2 separate regions of the Mus musculus genome follow, and region 1 is linked to region 2. The links are chromatin loops, found by intact Hi-C in ENCODE. Cell type or tissue: heart. All regions are shown on one strand. Links, peaks and the distances in the headings refer to the core of each region. The heading gives the core; the rest is flanking DNA. Region 1 holds the start of Gtf2f1 (general transcription factor IIF, polypeptide 1). Region 2 has its middle 13 kb from the start of Gm11110.

What was found. Hi-C counts contacts between places; a loop is a spot of excess contacts. Peaks named below come from ENCODE experiments on the same cell type or tissue, not always from the same donor. Only the 100,000 strongest peaks of a DNase experiment are listed, where the experiment ranks them.
Region 1: it touches region 2 in a loop (24-fold over the local background); 2 of 42 quality-filtered maps call a loop at or near these places.

The regions. Positions count from the first base shown.
Region 1 is chr17:57,001,360-57,013,007 of GRCm38, reverse strand. Gtf2f1 (general transcription factor IIF, polypeptide 1) reads left to right here and starts at 1,720. Exons shown (of 13, transcript NM_133801.2): 1 at 1,720-1,899; 2 at 1,986-2,032; 3 at 3,248-3,320; 4 at 5,102-5,295; 5 at 5,852-6,022; 6 at 7,464-7,648; 7 at 8,189-8,342; 8 at 8,436-8,497; 9 at 8,580-8,699; 10 at 8,813-8,886; 11 at 8,955-9,093; 12 at 9,197-9,287; 13 at 9,377-9,606. The coding sequence starts at 1,888. The coding sequence ends at 9,581. It also overlaps the pseudogene Gm17949. In heart, for the core only: no CTCF peak of the experiment used is centred there; no DNase peak of the experiment used is centred there; H3K27ac peaks cover 640 bases.
Region 2 is chr17:57,113,121-57,124,768 of GRCm38, reverse strand. No RefSeq gene overlaps it. Among named protein-coding and RNA genes, the nearest start is that of Gm11110, 13 kb to the right of the region's middle. In heart, for the core only: no CTCF peak of the experiment used is centred there; no DNase peak of the experiment used is centred there; H3K4me3 peaks cover 600 bases.

The DNA of each region.
Region 1 (11,648 bases), core at 7,411-9,910, 110 kb after region 2:
TTAACAGATAGTTGTGAGCTGTCATTTGGGTGCTGGGAAGCAAACCCAGCTTCTGGACAGGAGCAGCCAGTGTCCTTAACTCTTACATCACCACAACACTGTCAGATAAGAACAGGTTAGGGCTGCAAGGCAGTCACTGGGCCAGCAGACCCTGGCTTCCTGGGGACTCCGTCCAGCCATGAGTGACCCCATGAACTCCTGTGAACTCTCACCGTGGGTACCAGGAGTCCCTTCTGCATGATGTCCCGGATCTGCCGTCCCCTCTGGGTGCTTCTCTGAGCCTCCTCCCGCAGCAGCTGGCCCAGCTCCACATGGTAGAAGCCGTATTTCAGAGCCATGTTTCTGCACTGGGTCCCTTTCCCGCAGCCGGGCCCCCCCACCACGAAGATGATCAGGGGATACCTCAGGATATCTATGGTGTTCAGGGAAGAAAGATGGTACTAGTGCAAGTCTATAAGAAATCCTGGACTCACGTTGAAGCATCCCCCTGTGGGGATTTTCCTGAGCCATTTGCACAGACCTCCATGAAGTGCCTTAGTGACTCCATCACCCCATTTTACAGATAAAGAAGAGGGCCCTCAAACTCACCCAGTAGCACCCTGCTCCGCCCACCATGCGGTCCTTTCTATGCTGCCTGCTTGTGCCTCTAGTCACACAACCTCTGAGTTGGGATAAGACCTCTCTGCCCTTTCCTCTCCTCCGCAGTCAGCCCTCGTTCTTTGTCCCTTTCAGTTCACTTTGGTCTTCCTAGCCAGCCTCTGTAACTTAAGGCGCACTCCCTGAAGGCGGAGAAATGAATGCCTCCCCTACTAGACACATCTGTGGAGTCAGTTGTTTATGCAAAGACAGTCATGGAATCAGCCTATCTCATTCCTCTCAAGTTCAATGCCTGTGCCTCCCTTGCCCCTCTGCTTAACCAACTCCTTTGCATCCCGTAGGCTCCCTTTCTCTGATTTGTCCCCAGAGAATAGTACTTTCCATTTCCGACACTGGCTCCTCTACTCAAGTTATATGCCAAAGGCATCAACCAACAGTGAGGTGGGAGCATGCGCAGATGCGTTCCTTCCGTGCAGGGGTTGGTGTACACCCCCAGGTAGTGGGGATACTTGCCCATCTCCCCCTTTCGTTGGCCCATGTAAACCAACCACCCCACGTCGTTACCCTTCTCCTGGGGCCTCAAAGCTCTGCCCAGCTGGGGCAGCGTGGACTCGCACAGACCCATCCCGCCCGCAATGCCGGGGTACGCTGGGGCCCTGTCTCCACCCTGCACCGAGTCCCCGGCTCCGCTCTACGTCACAAGGGACTCATTTTGCAAGATCCTCGGGATCCCCATATCCCAGGACACAGAAAACTGAACCTCAGACCCGCCCCAGAAGAGCCGAAGAAGCCACCCCACAGAGTGGGCCTCGGTTGCCATGGCAACTCGGCCTCCGTTCCCGCTTCTTGGACACATTTACGCTTGCGCAAGAGGATCGAGTTCGCGTCTACCAGGAGACTCCATTTCCACCCTACCCAGGATGCTCCGCGGTGCCTGCGTCGTGACGTCACGACGGGCGTGTCTACACGTGACTTTTCCGTGGTATATAAACAGAGAACGCCGCCAAAAGGTGGCTTTCTCTCCGAAGCTGGTGATCTAGAGTAGTTACAGCGGCTGCGCTCTTCTCGGTGTGGCAGCTCAACTTCCGGGTCAGGCTCTAACGCATGCGCAGAGAGTTAGGTCTCTTTTTCTCGTCTTCCAGCATTCTCCGAGACTTAAGGATTTGGAAATCCAAAGCACAGCATCACACTAACGTGACAACCAGGAAAGGTGCCTTCCCTTTCCTGGAGCCGAGGGACACAACGAAGTTCATCCCGTCAGGCCGACCGGGAGCAGCTTGAGCAACGGCCATGGCGGCTCTAGTGAGTATGAATGAGGTGGGGACAGAGGTGTCGCAGAACAGACCCCGCGCCCTCTCCTCGCCTTACAGACCCCTGCTCTCTTGCAGGGCTCCAGCAGCCAGAATGTCACCGAGTACGTCGTCCGAGTCCCCAAGTAAGTCCCCGTCCACCCACACTCCAGAACCTCGGCCCTGTGTTCCCCTGCCACCCCGTCCAAGACACAGTAACAGTTACCCCTTGGTAGTTAATGTCAGGGGTCGGTGACTTTGCCCTGAGTCAGACGGGTCAGGTCAGACATGGTGACTGCCTTTAATCTCAGCACTTGGGAAGCAGATGTAAGAGAATTTCTGTGAGTTCGCAGCCAGCCAGGTCTGTATAGTGAGTTCCAGGACAGCCAGGGCTACATAGTCGGGTCCTGTCCCAAAATAAAAGAAAACCCCAAACTGGTCACAGGTGGTATACATCCTGTTTTTTTGTGCCAAGTGCCATGTCCCTCAACTTCTAACTTTATTTTAGGTGGGTACATGCTAGGCAAGTACTCCACCACCGAGCCACACCCAGCCCCCTCTTAAGTTTTGTTTATTTTGAAGACAAGAGTCTTACTGTGTAGTTCAGATGGTTTGATCAGGCTGGCTTTGAACCCACTCAGATCCATTAAGACCCTTGCCTGCCTGCCCTTCTTTCTACATAGGGGTCCTCCGCACTTTTGGTTCCTTTTTTCTTTTTTTCTCTTTTGGTTTTTCGAGACAGGGTTTCTCTGTGTAGCCCTGGCTGTCCTGGAACTCACCTTGTAGACCAGGCTGGCCTCGAACTCAGAAATCCACCTGCCTCTGCCTCCCAAGTGCTGGGATTAAAGGCATGTGCCAACTCTGCCTGGTGGTCCCTTTGTTTCTTGAAGATTTAATTTATTATCTATGTGTATGAATGTTCTCTCTTGTCTCTCCTCTCTCACTCTCGCTCTTGCTCTCGCTCTCACTCTTTCTGTATGTGATGCTGTAAGAGAGCCTAGTGTCTGTGGATCTTTATCTGATGGGGTTGGGTTGGATGAGATGGATCTTGATTCTTTAAAACAAAACAAAACAAAACCCCTGAAAAACTAGAGCGTGGTTCTCAACTTGCAGGTTGCCTAAGACCATCGGAAAACACAGATATTTACATGACCATTTATAGCTTACAGTTGTGAACTAAACAAAAATAATTTTATGATTGGGTCACCGCAGCATGAGGAGATGTATTAGAGGGTCAGAGCTTTAGAACCATTGCTCTGGAGTCTTTTATGAGTTCCCAGAATTACCTACAACCAAGGGTGTAAAGCATAGATTTGTTGAATGAATAATCAATAGATTGAATAGTTTCTTGCCCATTCCAGGAACACAGCCAAAAGATACAACATAATGGCTTTTAATGCAGCCGATAAAGTCAACTTTGCTACCTGGAACCAGGTAAGTGGGTGATTCTGGGTGGCTGGGGCAGGGACCTAACCCTGGGCTGGTGACTATGTATAGTAATAACTTTACTGAAACGATGGTGCCCACACCTGTGGCTCCAGCAGATTTGTGATTCCAGCCATTTGGTGGCTGAGGCAGAAAGACTGAGTGTTTTAGACCAGCTTGTGCTACATAAATCCTAGCTCCAAAGAAAAGAAGTGCAAAGCAAAGCAAAGCATGTCAGAGGATGTGGTTCAGTCAGTAGAGCACGAATCTAGCATATATGAGGCCAAGCTGGATCCCCAGCGCCATGTATACTAGCCATGGTGGCACACGCCTGTCATCCCAGCACGGGAAGGGGGTAGGACCTCAAACTGAAGATGATCCTTGCCTGCACAGTAAAGCCCACGATACATATAGACGGTGTCTTTTTTTTTTTTTTTAATGGTTTTTCAAGACGGGGTTTCTCTGTGTAGCCCTGGCTGTCCTGAAACTCACTTTGTAGATCAGGCTGGCCTCCAACTCAGAAATCCACCTGCCTCTGCCTCCCAAGTGTTGGGATTAAAGGTGTGCGCCACCACTTGCCAGCCACAGACCATGTCTTAAAAAAGTAAAGTAGTGGGTAGCAAGATAACTCAGTGAGCAAAGAGGTGGCTCCAAGTGTGTCCTTGGATCTCATACAGGCAATGTCATGTACAACCTCCACAAAAAGAAATACACTTTAAAAGTTTGGGGTTTTTGTTTTTAAGAAAAAGCCAGCTGGCCGTAGTGGCACATACCTTTACTGCCAGTTCGAAAGCAGCAGAGTCAGTGGATCTCAGACTTCAAGGCCAGCCTGGTCTGCATGGTGAATTTCACTGTAGTGAGACCCTGTCTCAAAAGGATAAAATGATTCCACAAGATGGGTATAGCCAGAGATACTACTATCCCAGCACCAGGGAGGTAGAGGCAGGAGGATCATAAGTTTGAAGCCAGCCTGGGCTACATAACAGGACTTTCTAGATAATACTAAGAATAAAAAAAAAATGTTAAAGGCCAAAGTTTTAAACTATCCACTCTTTTGGGTGCCATGTTAAAATGTCACTATCTTCATATTGTTGAGGTTGCTCCTGGGCCTTCCTCAGGTGGTCACTATACATCTTTAGTCTCTGTACTCCATGATCTCATGAACCAGTCTGCTTTACTGTTATTGTAGTAAGTCCCACATTCCCTGTGACCAGAGTATTCTGTGTGTGTGATGTTTGTATGCATGTGGGCACGCTGTGCCTGTCAAGGCCAGAGTTGACATCAGGTGTCTTCCATAGTCACTCTACACCATATTTCGATGACATCTGTTGGGCCACTGGTATGTGGGGGATACAGAGTTTGGAGATCAGAGAAGACTTCAGGAGTCACTTCTCACCTTTTGCAGTGTGGGTCCCAGGGCTTGACCTCAAGCCTCGGGCTTGACAGCAAGTACCGTCCCATAGCCTTTCTACGTTGTGTTTTGAGTCAGGGTATCTAACTGAACCTGGGGCTTGCTGACCTGTGAGTTCCAGAGCCCCTCCTGTCTGCACCTCTCTCATGGGGTCTCAGATGCCATGCCCAACTTTGTCTGTGGGTCCTGGGGATCTGAATTCCTGATCCTTGTGCTTGTAAGCCTGCTACCTTACCCAGTGAACCAGTTCCACAGCCCTCTCCCTGGGCAGAGGCAACAGGTGCTCACATCCCTGGCCTTCATGCCACATGGGGAGTCTGCTGGGAGCACATGAAGCCTGGCACAGGGAGACAGAAGAGTATTCCTGCTTCTCCTTCAGGCACGGCTGGAGCGAGATCTGAGCAACAAGAAGATTTACCAGGAAGAAGAGATGCCAGAGTCCGGTGCAGGCAGTGAATTCAACCGCAAGCTTAGGGAGGAGGCGCGCCGGAAGAAGTATGGCATTGTCCTAAAGGAGTTTCGGCCTGAGGACCAGCCTTGGCTACTCCGTGTCAATGGCAAATCAGGACGGAAGTAAGTGATGCTAATGGTGGGAGGGGCCAGCCTGTGTCCCTCCCACATGCATACTTTGGAGGCATCTTCTTTGAGTCTGTAGCCAACAGGATGGTGGTCCCAGTACCACCTCCTTGATAAAGTTTAATCTTGGAGGTAAATCAACTAGATACTGTTGGTCTGGCTCAGCAGCCTGAGTGTGGCCTGGAGATAGGGCCCTGACCCCATGGGCGAGGATACTCCATTGCAAAGAAGGTGGAGTCTGATGGAGCCAGTGACGAGAGTGCTCTATGCATAGTTATTCAGTGAACCAATAGCTGGAGCCTACACAGTGTAAGGCCCTCAGTAGCCATGGGGGATTATAGGCTGGGAGCAGGATACACAGTGCAACATGGCCCAGAATCTGGTAGCAGATGGTGGCCACAAGGTGGCAGGGTGATGTTTGTGCTAGGGAGATGGTAGCACATGCCCTTCTGTCCTAATCATTCCTAGAAGAGCCCAAATGGGAACTGTAGAGAGGGTGGAAGGAGTGCAGGTGGGGTGGGTGGGACCGTGACCTAACCTAGGCTCTCCACAGGTTCAAAGGCATTAAGAAAGGCGGGGTAACAGAGAACACAGCCTACTACATCTTCACACAGTGTGCTGATGGTGCCTTTGAGGCTTTCCCTGTACAGAACTGGTACAATTTCACACCACTGGCCCGACACCGCACACTCACTGCTGAGGAAGCCGAGGAGGAATGGGAGAGGTGAGCCAAAGGTGGTTGTTACAGCTGTGTACGCCCTCAGAGCAAGGCTGCCTGGAGTACTGCTTAGTACTTGCTTGGGCAGACCTCTCTTGCTTGAGTCTTGCCTGGGAGCTGAGTGAAGGCTGGTACCACAGATATGCACAGCCTGGGGGTCCAGGGAGGGGCCTCCTAATGGCAACTTCCTCAGTTCTAGCCTGGGAGGTAGAGACAAAGGCGGGTGCAGGGAGGCTGGGATTGAGAAACTGGGGATGTATAGCATGAGATACCTTGTACACCTGCTGAGGATGGGACCTGTGGGCCCAGAAAGGGCTTCAGGAATGCATGTGGTTTGTGGGGTTGCTCTGTGCTTGCCTACAAGTCTGGACCAGTTCTCAAGGGGCCGGGACTGCAATGTCAAAAGCAGCTCCTCCTCCCACTATGCGTAGTCTTCTTCCGGGCATGCATAGGTGTGGTTCATGGACGGCTCCTTGTCCAGTGAGACCCTGCCCCTTCTCTAAGTAATCCTTGAGATAAATTAACAGTGGGGGGTGTGGGTGGGGGTAGTGTATGCACACATTACCACACAGATGGCAGAAGCAACAAGGACCAGGCATTCAGGTCCATCTTCTGTATTAAGTTTGAAGCCAGCTGTGGTTATATGAGATTTGGTTTCAAAACACCCCAAAACTTGACAGACACAGTAGTACACACCCTTAATCTCAGCACTTTGGTGCACAGGCAACAGGATCTCTGAGTTTGAGGGGTGGTTTATATTCCAAGTTACAGACCAGCTAAGATCACACAATGAGATCCTGTTTTAAAAGGAATTTTAACTGGGCCAAGCCTGGTGGTGCACACCTTTACCCCAGCACTCTAGGATGCAGTGGCATGAGAATCTCTGTGAGTTCAAGGCCAGCCTGGTTTTCATAGTGAGTTCCAAGACAGCTAGGACAATAGAGAGAGATCCTGTTTCACCAAGAAAACAAAACCAAAAACCAAAAACAACCGAACAACCCACCACCTCCAAAGCCATAAAATGTTATTTAGCTAACCAATATAATGGCTGGATATGCCTGGAACAGACCCTGAGTTTGGAGGAGCTAAGATTTGGGGTCTCCAGGGGGCTTAGGTGCACATGGGCCTGAGTCCATCTCAGGGCTCACCCTATATTGTTTCAAGATTTGGGGGTTTGAAATGGCCCAGGCTGTATGCCCTGCCTCTTTCTCTTTCTGTTGCATGTGGTGTGGCTCAGGCTAACTACCCTGCCTTAGCCTCCTTTACAGTGTTTGTGCCTTAATGAGGTTATCCTGTCATGCCCATTTGTCCTGTAAAGAAGGGATGCCCATTTGAGTGTATCGGTCATTATCTTCTACCATCCTCTTTGCCCAAGGAGCTCTTTGCAGTCCCCTACTCCCCACCATCCTCTGCTACACAAAGTACATAGTCACTTGTTCCCATGCAGGAGGAACAAGGTCCTAAACCACTTCAGCATCATGCAGCAGCGGCGGCTCAAGGACCAGGACCAGGATGAAGATGAGGAGGAGAAGGAGAAGCGCAGTCGCAAGAAGCCTAGTGAGCTGCGCATTCATGACCTGGAGGATGACCTGGAAATGTCCTCCGATGCCAGCGATGCCAGTGGTGAAGAGGGTAAGTGGGGACCCAGAGGTCTTAGTTCAGAGACCAGGTGAGTTACCACCACCTGGGAAGCAGCAATGTGTCCCTGTAGAGCTGCCTGCTCAGATACTATTTTTTTGTTTTGTTTTTCGAGACAGGGTTTCTCTGTGTAGCCCTGGCTGTCCTGGAACTCACTTTGTAGACCAGGCTGTCCTCGAACTCAGAAATCCACCTGCCTCTGCCTCTCAAGTGCTGGGATTAAAGGCCTGCGCTACCACTGCCTGGCTCAGATACTTTTTATAAAGGCTTTAGATGCTATGTGACCTGTGTCTTTCCTGTCACTGCTTGAGTACAGTGATGCATGTGGCATCAGCTGTCAGGATTTCCTGGCTAGATGGAATTGCTGCTCATGGGTATAGCCCCTGCCTAGAATCCCCAGTGAGAGCGGCTGGGGGCGTGGCTTGGGTGGAGCCCCTGCTTAGAGTCCCCAGTGAGAGCGGCTGGAGCCCCTGCCCAGCAGAGAGCAGAGATCTGTGCTCATCCAGTCTGAGCTCCTGTGTCTTCCTCTCACAGGCAGCAGAACCTCCAAGGCTAAGAAAAAGGCCCCTGTGACCAAGGCAGGCAGGAAGAAGAAAAAGAAGAAGGGCTCAGATGATGAGGCTTTTGAGGACAGCGATGATGGGGACTTCGAGGGCCAGGAGGTAGACTACATGTCTGATGGCTCCAGGTAAGGCACAGGCAAGGCAGAGATGAGGCAGGGGCAAGGCAGGCCAGGCCTGTGGCCGCCCAACTTTACGGCTTGCCTTTCTCTGCCCTATAGCAGCTCTCCAGATGAGACAGAAGGCAAGCCCAAAGTGCCCCAGCAGGAGGATGGCCCAAAGGGTAGGTGCCAGTTAGGGACCAACCAGTGGGTGGGAGTGCGCTCAGAAGTTGCCACTGCTCACCCATGTGACCTGTGTCCCAGGGGTGGATGAGCAGAGCGAGAGCAGTGAGGAGAGTGAGGAGGAGAAGCCCCCCGAGGAGGACAAGGAGGAGGAAGAAGAGAAGAAGGCCCCTACCCCACAAGAGAAGAAGCGCAGGAAAGGTGGGCGATGATGGCCAGTATACTCCTGGTCCTTTGGCCCTCCCTGCTCATGGGTGCTGATGGGTAGGCTCTGTCTGGGGTCTCTGCTTATGGTCCTTATCTGCCCTGTGCAGACAGCAGTGATGACTCAGACAGCTCAGAAGAGAGCGACATTGACAGTGAGACCTCCTCTGCACTCTTCATGGCGGTAAGTCAGAGCTGGGGGCTTGAGTAGGGCCAGTCTGAGCCTTCACACTCATACCCTAATCTCTGCAGAAGAAGAAGACACCCCCAAAGAGGGAGCGGAAGCCATCGGGGGGGAGTTCAAAGGGCACCAGTCGGCCAGGGACTCCCAGTGCAGAAGCAGCAAGCACCTCTTCTACCCTGCGGGCTGCAGCCAGCAAGCTGGAGCAGGGTGAGTGCCCAGAAAAGCCTGTCACTGGAGAAAGAGCTGCTGGCAGCCACCTGTTGTCCCCGATCTGGGCCCTGCCTGGACGTGACATTACTCTCTCCACCAGGGAAGCGGACGAGTGAGACTCCAGCAGCCAAGCGTCTTCGGATGGACACGGGTCCCCAGAGCCTGTCTGGGAAGTCCACACCCAGCAGCGGGTACGTTCAGACAGGAGCAGGACCATAGGTGGGATTGGGCTAAAGGGACTCTTGTATGACTCCAGCCTCCCTCCCTTCCCCTCCCACAGTGATGTCCAGGTGACAGAGGACGCTGTGCGCCGCTACCTGACCCGCAAGCCCATGACCACAAAGGACCTGCTGAAGAAGTTCCAGACCAAGAAGACAGGGCTGAGCAGCGAGCAGACAGTAAATGTGCTGGCGCAGATCCTCAAGCGCCTCAACCCTGAGCGCAAGATGATTGGTGATAAGATGCACTTCTCCCTCAAAGAGTGATGCCAATAAAGAGAGCAGGCCCAGAGTGTGTGCGAGTCATCACTGCCACCCCTGCCGCCCTGGAGCCCTGAGGCATCTGGGCCTCCATTCTTCCATTGTTTCTCAATCTCTCCCCCTCCCTCCCTCCCTCCCTCCTTCCTTCTTTTCTTTCTTTAATGCATCATATATGTATTAATCATTCCATTTGTTTACATCTCAAATGATATCCCACTTCCTGGTTACGCCCTCCACCAACCCCCATCCCACATCCCGTCCTCCCTCCTCTCCTTTGCCTGTATGAGAGTGCTCCCACACTCTCCCACTGCTCCAGCATCCTCCTACTCTGGGGCATCAAACCTCCCTGGGACAAAGAGACACCCCTCCCATTGCTGTCAGGCAAGGCCATCTTCCTACATTTGTATCTGGAGCCATGGATCCCTCCAGGTACACTCCTTGGCTAGTGGTCTAAACTATGGAAGAACTGGGTGGTCAGGCCATCCTATGTTGTTCTTCCAATGGGGTTGCAATCCCCTCCAGTCCTTCTGCAAGCTCCCCCACCAGGTTCCCTGAGTTCTGCCTGATGGTTGGCTCCAAGCATCTGCCTCAGCATTAGTCAGTTGCTGACAGGACCTCCCAAGGAACCGCCACACTAGGTTCCTGTCAGCAAGCTCCTCTTGACCATGGGAACTGTTGGGTTTGGTGTCTGTAGACATGATGGATCCCCAGGTGAGGCAGTCCCCAGTTAGCCCTTACTTTAGTCTCTGTGCTATTTTTTGTCCCTGTTCTTCCTTTGGGCAGGAATGTTTCTGGGTTAAAAACTTTGAGATGGTGTGTGTGTGTGTCCGTCCCCATCCCTCAACCAGGGGCTGGACCTATCTACTGGAGGTGATTTCAACAAGTTCTATCTCCTCTGAGCATTTCGGCTGAAGTCATCCTGGTTGGGTCCTGGGCCCTCCAGCAGCTATCCCCAGTTCCTCATCCTCCTGCTACATATTTTTGTTTGATTTCCTGACCCTCTGTACCTCTCTCACATCTCCAGTTCCTGATACTCCACCCTTCTGAGCCTCCATTCTTTTTTTTTTTTTTTTTTTTTTTTTTTTAAGTTTTTTGAGACAGGGTTTCTCTGTGTAGCCCTGGCTGTCCTGGAACTCACTCTGTGGACCAGGCTGGCCTTGAACTCAGAAATCTGCCTGCCTCTGCCTCCCAAGTGCTGGGATTAAAGGCATGTGCCACCACGCCCGGGTGAGCTTCCATTCTTATAAGACACAGCCTTTCTGCCCACTGAGCTCAATCCATAGCCAGGACTTGTCCCCTGTGCAATCTTCACCAGTTTGATTTTACTTTGCCTCTGCCCTGGCCACACCCACAGCCCCTCACTGGAGGATTCTAGATAGGCAGAGGGATTCTAGGTAGGTAGAGGCTTTTCCTGAGCCACTGCGCCCTAGTCCCTACCTCAGATCAGTGTGCTGTGTGGGTTTATGGTGGCCTGCATTTGGAAATGCTCAGCTTCCAACAGTCCTCCAGGAGTGTAAATTTGGGATTGTTGCAGCACAAGTGAAATGGGACTCAGACCTGCTACTCCATCCCTAGTCCTCTAACTACTGTTGTCGCTCAGGCTGGCTTTGGACTACTGATGCTCTCACCTCCACCTCTGGAGTTCGGGATGATAGGCATGTACCACTGACATGCATGACTCAAGTCTCTTGTGAAAGTCTTGCAGTGTAGTCCAGGCTAGCCTGCAACTCAGTTTCCCAAATGCTAGGATGACAGTCATGTTCCCTGAATATAACCCTGGCCACTTTTAGTGTGCAGTTGTCAGTTTGGGTGTTTCCCTCGTTGATTTCTGCGATCCAACCTATTCCTGGTGTTGGCACCTCGGCGCTGTTTTCCATTTCCAAGGGACATTCCTGGGGTCCCCCTTATCTCCTGACAGGCCCAGTGATATATCTTAGCCAGGCAGCCAGGCGTTGCTTGGGGAGAGTGCTTTACATTCTTGTGTAGTGACAGGGCTGATCGGTGCTTGGCCTCAGCTGCTGCCTTCAGAGCTGGGTCCTGAGCAGCTGGGGTGAAGTGAGAGCTTCCTCTCAC
Region 2 (11,648 bases), core at 4,963-7,462:
CCTGACAGAGAGATTAATCGGGTCCTTTTGTTAGAAGTGTGGTTCTGAGTTCCAGGGATACACACTGAGGTTTCCCAGGCTCTGAGTCTCAGGACCATCACACCTCTACACACACACACACACACACACACACACACACACACACACACACACACAAAATGGAGTGTGAAATAAAAATAGAGCCATGTTTATGTCCATGGGTTAGGCTGCTGCTAGGGACCACATTGGTATCCATGGTCTGTACTGCCATTAGACACCATGCTGAGGTCAGCAGACATGAGATGCTAAAGACCAAGCTTCTGCTGACTGGAAAGGGCATGAAAGTTACTTTTGCTATGGTATCAATGACTGAAGACTCACTGTTGAGAAAGAGGGAACATATAAGGCTTCTGGGACAAGCCTACCACCACCCAAAAAATAAACAGCCTAGACAGAAAGCCACTGAAAAGAGAACTTTAAAATATTGTGATAAAGGGGCTGGAGAGATGGCTCAGTGATTAAGAGCACTGGCTTGTTCTTCCAGAGGTCCTGAGCTCAATTCCTAGTAACCACATGGTGGCTCACAACCATTTGCAATGGGATCTGATGCGCCTATAGACAGCGACAGTGTACTCACATAAAATAAATAAGACCATAGATAGATAGATAGATAGATAGATAGATAGATAGATAGATAGATAGACAGATAGATAGATAAAATGTAATTAATTTAAAATTTTTTGATAAGCATGCTGGTGTAGCTCTCCACAATTGATGGTTTCTAGCAGGAGTGGGGGTGGGGAAGGACTTGGTTTCTTTAAGGGGCTGGCCACTGAGCGGTTAACTATGCTCCAGTAACCATGGGCAACACAAAAATGGACTCTTCTTCTTAATCACTGTCATCTCCTCCTCCTCCTCTTTCCCCTTCTTTTGTGGGGGTGGTCAGAAGAGAGAAGGGGCAGACCTGGGAGGACTGAGGAATGAGTGTGATAGGTGCATGGTGAGAAATTTCCATAAATCAGTAAAAATACTACATCGGAGGAAAAGAAAGAGTAGCTCTTGCAAGAACCCAAGTTCGGTTCTTCCACCCACGTCTGGCGGTTTACAAGTCCTCTGAATCCAGCTCCAGGGGATCTAACATACTACCCTGGTCTCACTGGACTCTGCACACGCGTTGCCTATACACACAGACAAGTAAGTAAAAATAAGAATAATGAAAATTTTAACAGGGACAGAGACTGACCATTAAGAAAGGAAAAGACTCCTGAAAACCAGATACAGCGGTGAGGTGGGGAAAGTCCCCAGATTTTGAGGCGTTGCAGCACATGCCCCTTGCAAGACATTTACATAGGAACTGCCCCTCACACACGCCACCATGATTGTAGATCGGGGATTTCCCCACCAGGTGGGAAAGAGTGTCCAGTCTTGACATGTATCCCCAGGCCCCCATCTCTCAGATTTGGCTCAGAAAAAAAAACTCATGGAACTGTGGAGGCTTAAAGCTGTTTTGTCCCCAATCACTGGAAGGTTTCTGTATCCTCACAATACAAGTTTCAAGTCTGTTTGTTTGTTTGTTTGTTTGTTTGTTTGTTTTTAGCAAAGTGCTGGGGAGGGGAGGACACAAGTATCTTTGAATATAGCCCCTGTCATGGGGTGGGGGTGGAGGGGTTGTGGCATGAGCTCAGGGTCTTATTCAGGGGAACAAAGTACTGTAGAGTGACAAATTAGGACAGTAACTAGCAATTACTTTAAATTACTTTGAATTACTTTAAATGCTTGTTTCTTTTGAGACAGGTAAAAACATAGCTTTAAAAACATGCAAGGTCTCACTGTGCAATCATGGCTGTCCTGGACCTCACTATGTAGACCAGGCTGTCCTGGAACAGAGATCCACCTGCCCTCTGCCCCCTTTGGTTGTTTGGTTGTTGATTTAGTTTTTGGTTGGTTGGTTGGTTGGTTGGTTGGTTGGTTGGTTGGTTGGTTGGTTGGTTATTGATTGAGTTTTTGTTTGGTTATTTGGTTCTTTGGTTGCTGATTGGTTTGGTTGGTTGGCTGGTTGGTTGGTTGGTTATTGATTGAGTTTTTATTTGGTTATTTGGTTTTGACTGGGTTGTTTGGTTGGTTAGTTGGTTGGTTGGTTGGTTAGTTGGTTAGTTGGTTGGTTGGTTGGTGGTTGCTGACTAGGTTATTTGTTTGACTGTCTGGTTTGTTTTGGTTTTCCATGAAACTGGTTCTCACTTTCTTGTCCAGGTTGGAACTTTTACTCCTCTGCCTCAGCTTCCAAAGGGCCAAGAGTACAGCAGTGTACTACCACACTAGACTTCACATTCTTGCTTTCTAGTGAGCATTGAGAGCTAGTCAAGTATAAGCAGCGTTAAAAGTCCCTGGGGAACAGAACTTTAATACCAGGATTCAGGAGGCAGGTGGACCTCCATGATTTTCAGGACACTCAAGGATACATAGGGAGACCCTGTCTGAAAAAAACAAGTAAAACTAAAACACAGACCATGGGGCAGACCCCAGATACATGACCACCAGCTTCTAATTCAAGGAGCTGCACTCTAGTGGAAGAACCATTTGAGCCTGCCAGTTTTCTCTTGCTAGGCACACAGTAAGAGAGAGGAGATCTAGGTAGACAGAGCTTAATTGCCATGTCCCAAGATCTTAGAGGATGCCTCACTTCCTGGTTCTTCCCCAGTACCAGACCTCAAAGGCTATTTCCAGGGCATGGGCTCTTTCCAGAGATTTGCCCAGACATGTTCAGGGCTGCCTTGATTAACATGTGGTCCTGAACTTCCGTTTACAGATCAACCCTGTTGCCCTTGTTCAAGTTGGCCAATCCAGAGCGGGAACAAAGCTAGCCATATTCACCCCTTCACCCACACACTAAATTCTTCAGACCCACATGAAAGCTCCAGACCCCACCCAGGAATGTGATCCCAGATGCCTGCCATCTTTAAGTACTTTGCCTCCTGCTTGTGACTTTCATATGAATAAACCGTGGCTTTGCTTGACTTTCACACTCTTGCCTGTTAATTCCTAGAAGATAAAAACAACCTATTCCTTTACCTACAGATGATGGTGATGCTTGTAATCCCATCACTAGGAAGGGCAGAGGTCAGAAAACAAAGCGGCCCCCACCTCACTTCAACCCTAAAATCCGATCAAACCTTCTCACAAGCTAAGAAACAAAAATTTCAACCCAGGGCCTTCCAACTAGCATAGGTTTGTAAATAAAAATCTCAGTGCTGGGTGTGGGACACTTCCCTGTGAGCTGTTGACCAAGAAGGCCCCAGAGGACCCCAAAAATAACACAAGCCTGTACTCTTGATTGCCCACCAAAAGTAGATAGTTAAAGACGTTATTGCTGAAGACAGCACACATTTTGTATAATAAATCAATGGTCTTACCCAGCTGTGAATCCTGCATGCTACAACGCCAACCTGCCAAGCAAGATGGCCCCACTGCAGCAATAGCATCATGACTGCTGTAGGGGTAACCCACTGCTTTCTGACTCGATTTCGGGACTGCTCCATAGGAGACAGTACTTATCTGTTACTGTGATGAAGCTGGGTTATATTGTTAGTTTATTTTTAGCTTTTTGAGAAGTCTCCACAATGACTTCTCAAGTGTCTGTACCAGTTTGTCCCACCAATAGTGAATGGGGGCTGCCTTTCCCCACATCCTCTCCAGCATCTGCTATCTGTTATTGCAGTTGCCTTTCTGACTGAGGTAAGAGGAAATCTCAAAGTTGTTTTGATTTGGATTTTCCAAAGTGCTAATTTTTGCAGTATTTCTTGGCCATTTTTACCTCCTGTGCTGAGAATTTTCTGTTTAGATCCCTAGCATGTTTTTCTTTTCTTTTCTTTCCTTTTCTTTTCTTTTCTTTTCTTTTTTCTTTTTTCTTTTTTCTTTTCTTTTTTCTTCTCTTCTCTTCTCTTCCTTTCCTTTCCTTTCCTTTCCTTTCCTTTCCTTTCCTTTCCTTTCTCTTCTCTTCTTTTGGTTTTTCGAGACAGGGTTTCTCTGTATAGCCCTGGCTGTCCTGGAACTCACTCTGTAGACAAGGCTGGCCTTGAACTCAGAAATCCGCCTGCCTCTGTCTCCCTAGTGCTGGGATTAAAGGCGTGTGCCACCATGCCCGGCTGTTTTTTGTTTTTTTGTTGTTGTCCTTTTGTTTGTTTGTTTCTTTTTGCATCTTTGCCAAATGTCTAAAGGCTGTAGTTACACATATACAAACATTTAAGTTTTTTTGTTTTTTTGGGGGGGGGGTTGTTTTTTTTTTGTTTGTTTGTTTGTTTTTCGAGACAGGGTTTCTCTGTGTAGCCCTGGCTGTCCTGGAACTCACTCTGTAGACCAGACTGGCCTCGAACTCAGAAATCCACCTGCCTCTGCCTCCCGAGTGCTGGGATTAAAGGCATGCGCCACCACGCCTGGCTTAACATTTAAGTTTTTAAAAGCCACACAGGGGGCTAGAGAGATGGCTCAGCGGTTAAGAGCACCAACTGCTCTTCTGAAGATCCTGAGTTCAAATCCCAGCAACCACATGGTGGCTCACAACCATCTATAATGAGATCTGACTCCCTCTTCTGGTGTGTCTGAAGACAGATACAGTGTACTTATATATAGTAATAAATAAATCTTTAAAAAAAAAAAAGCCACACGGGAGGCACTATGTCCCCCACCAAGGCATCATGTTGATGTCTGCACTCCAAAATTTCTGACAAGTTTAACACCATTTCTGGATTTTCTCCCAACTTTTCTGATTTGTTCAGAGCAAAAAACGCACTCCTTCTCTCTGCAGGATCTTCCCCTTTCCTCCAACAATTCTCTCTCTTTCCATCCAGAAAGAGTTAGCAGAACTATCCCTCAAAAATTCTTTAACAATGAGTTCTAGAAAACCATGTTTCTCCACATGATTCCCAGAGAATCAGGAGGGTGTGCCACATCGACCCATACAAAAATCCGATCCAGATCTGCCCTTACATTTGCCTCAAAACACACAAATAAATGTTAAGGTTTGGTCTTTTGCTATGTTAAATACTGATTGTTCCCCGAGACCACCTATAGACCCAGGTGATGCTATGGACCTCGCCCCTCAAGTTATCCCTGATTGGTGAATAAAGAAGCCAATAGCTACTAGCTGGGCAGAAAAGACATAGGCAGGGCTTAGGGTTCCTGGGCTTGGGATTGGAAGAGAACCACAAGGTGGGACAAGAAGGAGAGAGGAGAAGCCACTATGGGGTAAGAATCTTAAAATAATGCCCATGTGGGTTGGCTAATTGAAGTTAAGAGCAGCCCAGACAAAACATGGCAAATCATATAATGGGATTATTGGCTGGGAAGTAGACATAATAGCATAGAGGGTAGATATCTGCCCAGCTCTAATGCTGATTAAGGCTTATTGTAAGTATGAAGGTTGTGTGTCTTTTATCTGGGTCAAAGGCAGGGTAGAAATAACAAAGATTGTGATTCAATATTTCAACAACAAATAATTGCATCTCAATCTCACACACACACACACACACACACACACACACACACACACAAAAGCACAACCACACATGAATTAACTTTCTTAGAACCCTACACACTGACATATCTCACTGTAGGAATAGGCTGACATATGACATCAAGATAAACTATTCTGAGCTTAACTGACTACTGCATTGCCTAACCCTTCCTTACAACCAACTCCTCTCTGCTTCCACACTCTCGATAAAAGAAATTTTTTGCCTGCTTTCTTACAATGCTTATACCCATTTTTTCTGTGGTACCAGGAAAATAACCCAGAGCTTTCTTGTCCTCACTCAGACACTCTCCCAGACTCTCACTGGGGATTCTAGGCAGGGGCTCCACCCAAGCCACTCCCCCGGCCGGTCTCACCCGGGACTCTAGGCTGGGGCTCCACCCAAGCCACGCCCCTAGCCGCTCTCACTGGGAATTCTAAAACTTTTTTTTTTTTTTTTTTTTTTTTTTTTTTTTTTGTCACTGGAGATTCTAGGCAGAGGCTCCACCCAATCGACATTCCCCCAGCCCCTATCACTGGGGATTCTAGGAAGGGGTTCCACCCAAGTCACTCCCCCCAGTCGCTCTCACTGGGGCTTCTAGGTCCAAGCAAGCCACTTCCCCAGCCGCTCTTACTGGGGACTCTAAGCAGGGGCTCCACCCAAGCCACTCCCCCAGCCGCTCTCACTGGGGATTCTAGGCAGGGGCTATACCCATGAGCAGCAATTCCATCTAGCCAGGAAATCCTGACAGCTGACGCCACATGCATCACTGTACTCAAGCAGTGACAGGAAAGACACAGGTCACATAGCATCTAAAGCCTTTATAAAAAGTATCTGAGCAGGCAGCTCTACAGGGACACATAGCTGATTCATAGTCACCAGGAGAAAATGGGAAAGAAATAAAGGATTTTGTCCTGGTTAGTTTTATGTCAACCTGACACAAGTTAGAGTCATCTGGGAGGGGAGAGCCTCAGCTGAGAAAACCGCGCCATAAGATCAGGCTGTTGGCAAGCCTGTAGGTTATTTTCTTACTTAGAGATTGATGTGGGAGGGCCCAGCCCACTTTGGGTGGGGCCATCCCTGGACTGGTGGTCCTGGGTTCTTTAAGAAAACAGGCTGTGCAAGCCATGAGGAGCAAGTCTGTAAGCAGCACCCTCCATGGCCTCTGCATCAGTTCTTGCCTCCAGGTTCCTGCTCTGTTTGAGTTCCTGTCCTGGCTTCTTTCAGTGATGGACTATGATGTGGAAAATAGATGCCAAATAAACCCTCTCCTCCCCGTGTTGCTTTGGTCATGGTGTCTCATCCCAGCCATAGTAACCCTAACTAAGAGAGATCTGAAATCACCCAAAAGTCATCATGGTGATGGATGTTCAACGCTACAGAGAACACATCTATACTTACTTCTGATATGAAGCCCTGATTGTAGTCCAGGCTTGCCCTGAATTAACTGTCCTCCTGCATCAGTGCTGGAGTCACAGGCCTGTGCCACCCTTAGCCAGCTTTCTGGGGAGTCTTACAAGTTGCTCAATTGTAGTATAAATATTGCATAAATATAAGTTGCACCTCAGGCAAAGGGACAGAGGTGAGGGAGAACGAGCGACCTAGGCCAGTGGTTCTCAACCTCCCTGAGACCCTTTAACACAGTTCCTCATGTTGTGGTGACCCCCAGCCATAAAATTAGTTTTGTTCCTACTTCATAACTGTAATTTTGCTACCATTATGGATTATAATGTAAATATATGATGTACAGGATATCTAATATGAAACCCCTGTGACTCAAAGTGGGCATGACCCACAGGTTGAGATCTGCTGACCTATATAAGGTGAAAAGCTCTAGCTGGTATATTTTGTCCCCAGAAGTCTCTATGTGTTCAAATGCAGCTCAACAATGTCCAAACTCCCAGAAAACACTAAGCAACATATTGCAAGTTCAGGGGTATTTTGCACTTAATCTGCCATTAGGAAAATGTTAAGGCTAACCCTCACTAGTGCCATTGTGGTGTACAACTTTAATCCAGCAGTCAAGAAGCTGAGCCAGAAGGAGCTCTGGGAGCTCAAAGCCAGCCTGTCTACCTCCAGAGTCCCAGGCCATCCAGGGTTACACAGAAAAACTGCTAAAGCGTTAAAGCTAAAGAGAATGAAACCCCATTTGTGGCTGTGACAGTAGAGGCAGGATTCTGCTTGAGGACAAGGCATAAGGCACTTGTGTATAGATAGGAAGGGTGCTTAATACACTGGGGGTTGAGTCATGATGGTGCATGGCTGCCATCCCAGAACTCAGGGGACAGGGGCAGGAGGGTCATGAATTTGTAGCCAACCTGGGCTATGTACCAAGAGATTAGTCGGGAGAAAAAGTCTGGGAACTACACTTTGCTGAAACTTTTATGGCATTGTGAGTGTGTGTGTGTCTGTGTGTGTATAAGAGTGTGTTTCTCTTTGTGTATGTCTGTGTCTTTGCCTTGTAAATGTGTGTCAGGACTGGAATTCAAGCAGATCGGGAAGCAGGAGCTGATGCAGAGGCCATGGAGGGATGTTCTTTACTGGCTTGCTTCCCCTGGCTTGCTCAGCTTGCTTTCTTATAGAACTCAAGACTACCAGCCCAGAGATGGTATCACCCACAAGGGGCCTTTCCCCCTTCATCACTAATAGAGAAAATGCCTTACAGTTGGATCTCATGGAGGCATTTCCTCACCTGAAGCTCCTTTCTCTGTGATAATTCCAGCCTGTGTCAAGTTGACACAAAACCAGCCAGTACAGTCTCCCTTTTTATTTCTGATTGTGTTAATTTGGATACTGTCTCTGCACCCTCTGGTTACTCTGGCTAAGGGTTTATCTATCTTGTTGATTTTCTCAAAGAACCAACTCCTGATTGTGTTGATTCTTTGCATAGTTCTTATTGTTTCTACTTGGTTGATTACAGTCCTGAATTTGATTATTTCCATCCATCTACTCCTCTTAGGTGAATTTGCTTCTTTCTGTTCTAGAGCTTTCAGATGTGCTGTCAAGCTGCTAGTGTATGCTTGCTCCAGTTTCTTTTTGGAGGCACTCAGAGCTATGAGTTTTCCTCTTAGCACTGCTTTCATTGTGTCCCATAAGTTTGGGTATGTTGTGCCTTCATTTTCATTAAATTCTAAAAAGTGTTTAATTTCTTTCTGAATTTCTTCCATGACCAAGTTATCATTGAGTAGAATGTTGTTCAGCCTCCATGTGTATGTGGACTTTCTGCTGCTTTTGTTGTTTTATAGACCAGCCTTAGTCCGTGGTGATCTGATAGGATGCATGGAATAATTCCAGTCTTCTTGTATCTGTTGAGGACTATTCTGTGACTGATTATATGGTCAGTTTTGGAGAAGGTACCATGAGGTGCTGAGAAGAAGGTGTATTCTGTTGATTGATGATGAAATGTTCTATAGATATCTGTTAAATCCATTTGGTTCATAACTTCTGTGAGATTTACTGTGTCTCTGTTTAGTTTGTGTTTCCATGATCTGTCCATTGGTGAAAGCTTGAGGTACAGTCTGGGATTATCCCTCCCTTGTTCTTTGTCCTGATCCTCCTTGCAGTCATCTCCAGTCTTAAGAATTCTCCCCCAGAGGAAGTGGTGGCTTCCCATAACAAGCACTGCCAGAATCAGGCCAACATTCACCTTTCCATTACTGACCTCATCCCACTTTCTCCAGACAAACTGGTTGATTTTAGTGATGAGGATGAGGGTGCCTCTGCTCCAGCCCTCCAGCCATCAGGCTTCAAGCCTTCATCTAGCGCTGCTGTCCAAGGGTCCCTCAAATGCCCCCTTTCATGGGACTTCCTATCCCTTGGGAGCACTGCTAGCCTTCACTAATAATTCCAACATGAGGCTGGCATTGGCTGAATCAGTGTTATCTTGATCATCTCCCAGCAAATCTTGAAAATTTTGCCACCTATGCCTATTGGTGCTACTCACTGAGTGGACCGATTTGAACCTCTTCTTCTCAGATCTTTGCTTCTGTTTGAGAATGAGCTCATTCACCAAGAAATTAAGATAGAGATGGTCAATACTGTCCACAGCATAGTTACACTTGGGACATCTATTATTGTCCTCCAAGCTCTGATGAATACACTTGTAGCAAAAGCTGTGGCCACACTTTGTCGTGTCTGCCTCCTCGGCCATGTCAAAGCAGATTGGTCTGTGTGATGGAGAGGAGTAAAATTTGCCAAGGACTACCCAATATTGCCATCTAACCTCATACCATAACACTTGGTATGTGGCGGTTTACCTCACATGATGCTTCCAATATTATTCCTTATGTTAACACGGATCCCATTAGATTCCTATATGACCCCATTATGAACAATATGCCCCCTTACTCTCCTAAAGGGTGGCTGTCTCTTTAATGGGACAATATTAAGAGGCCGTTTGACCCCTCATAGGTAGCCACTTACGCTATAATGGGAGGAATTGTCATACTAATAACTATTTTGTTTAAGTGTCTCATACAGGCTATCTCCAGGCAGTGTTCCATAAATAAGGCAACCCTCCAAGTGCTGATAGCTCTCGAAAATCCCAATTGTAGCTTCCCAAGGAAGTGATCAAAGCCTGGATGGCAGAGATCCATAAGACCACCATCTAGGCTGTTCCTCATCTCCCCCTTGTGTGGCATGCCTCCAGAGTAGTAGCTCTTTGAGGGCTGGTAAGATCCTGGAAGATAGGACAACCTAAGACAGGCACAGTCCACTATACTGGGAATCTTCGAGGTGGGGTCAACAATGTCAAGGCAATGGCACCCAGGCTCTCACTAGACTAAAAACAAAAGGGTGGCTATGTAGCAGGAACAGCAGGGGCAACCTCTATGTTAATGCACGGACTGGGCAGCCACAAAAGTATCTCCTGCAGGAGGACCTAATTGAGGACTGCCTGAGAGAGCAGGAGGCCCTGGGCTCCAATCTGTGCCCCAGTTAAACCTGCCTGGTGGGGCTCTGGAGGCGGCAGACTGGAGTGTTAGGAGTTCAGGGTCACCCTCAACTATGTAGCAAGCTAGAGGCCAGCCTCAGCTACACAAGACCAAGCTTGAAAGAAATAATAAAAGGATGATTGGTGACACACATTTTTCAGAACATGGTCACTTTGCTGGGGATAGAACTTACTAGAGAGAGTTTCCTAGCTTGAATAAGGTCCTAGGCTCCAGCCCACCCACATAACCCCAGTGAAAACACCCCCAGTGTGTGTGTATGTGTGTGTGTGTGTGTGTGTGTGTGTGTGTGTGTGTGCACATGAACGTGCAGATGTGCTCACCTGTGAAGATAGAGTCAGAAGTCTGAGGTTCATGTGAGTTCTTTCCTTCCTTTCATTCTCTACCTTACTTCTTTGTTTTCTGTTTTGTTTGTTTGTTTGTTTGTTTGTTTGACACAGGGTCTCAGTATGCAGCCCAGGCTGGGCTGGATCTCACTCTGTCAACCAGGCTGGCCTCAAAAATCAGAGATCCACCTGCCTCTGCCTCCCAAGTGTTGGGATTAAAGGTGTAGTGATCTGCCCAGCTTTTGAGGGGGAGACTGTCCATTGCTATCCAGGCACCACTGAGCTCTAGAGAGCCTCCTGACTGTACCTTCCCAGCTCAGGGGTTATAGAGTCACACTGCACTCAGATTCTGTTGAAGTTCCAGTCTCTCGAAGTGCAGAGAGGCCTTTACCCACTGTGGGTAACAATGAGGAACACTGTCTCTCCACATAAAAGACCTCTAAGGATAGCCATTTTCTAACCGGGTCCTGTGGCACATGCCTGACATCCCAGCGACTCAGGAAGAAACACAAGAGGATGAAAAGTTCAAGGATAGCCAGGGAAAGTTAGTCAGACACTGTCTCAGCAAAAAAAAATTAGATTAAAATGAGAATGGATGATGGATTAGCAGTACAGCACCCACCCCACCCTGTGAGGGACTGGGGGCATGGTCAAGGGTGGAGCACCCACCTAGAATCTTCCCCGAGGGGAGTTGACTCAGTGGTCAGCACTTACCATGCAGGAGGGTCCAACCCTTTCCACCACAAAAGATAAATAAAACCTGGCAGCTGTGTTCAGGATCTCTCAGGTTCCTCATTTGTTACCAGCTTTTTAAGCTGCCATGATGCAATCTCATCCATTCATGCCAGAGAGGAGAACTCTCGGAAACCACCACGGGCCTCGTGATT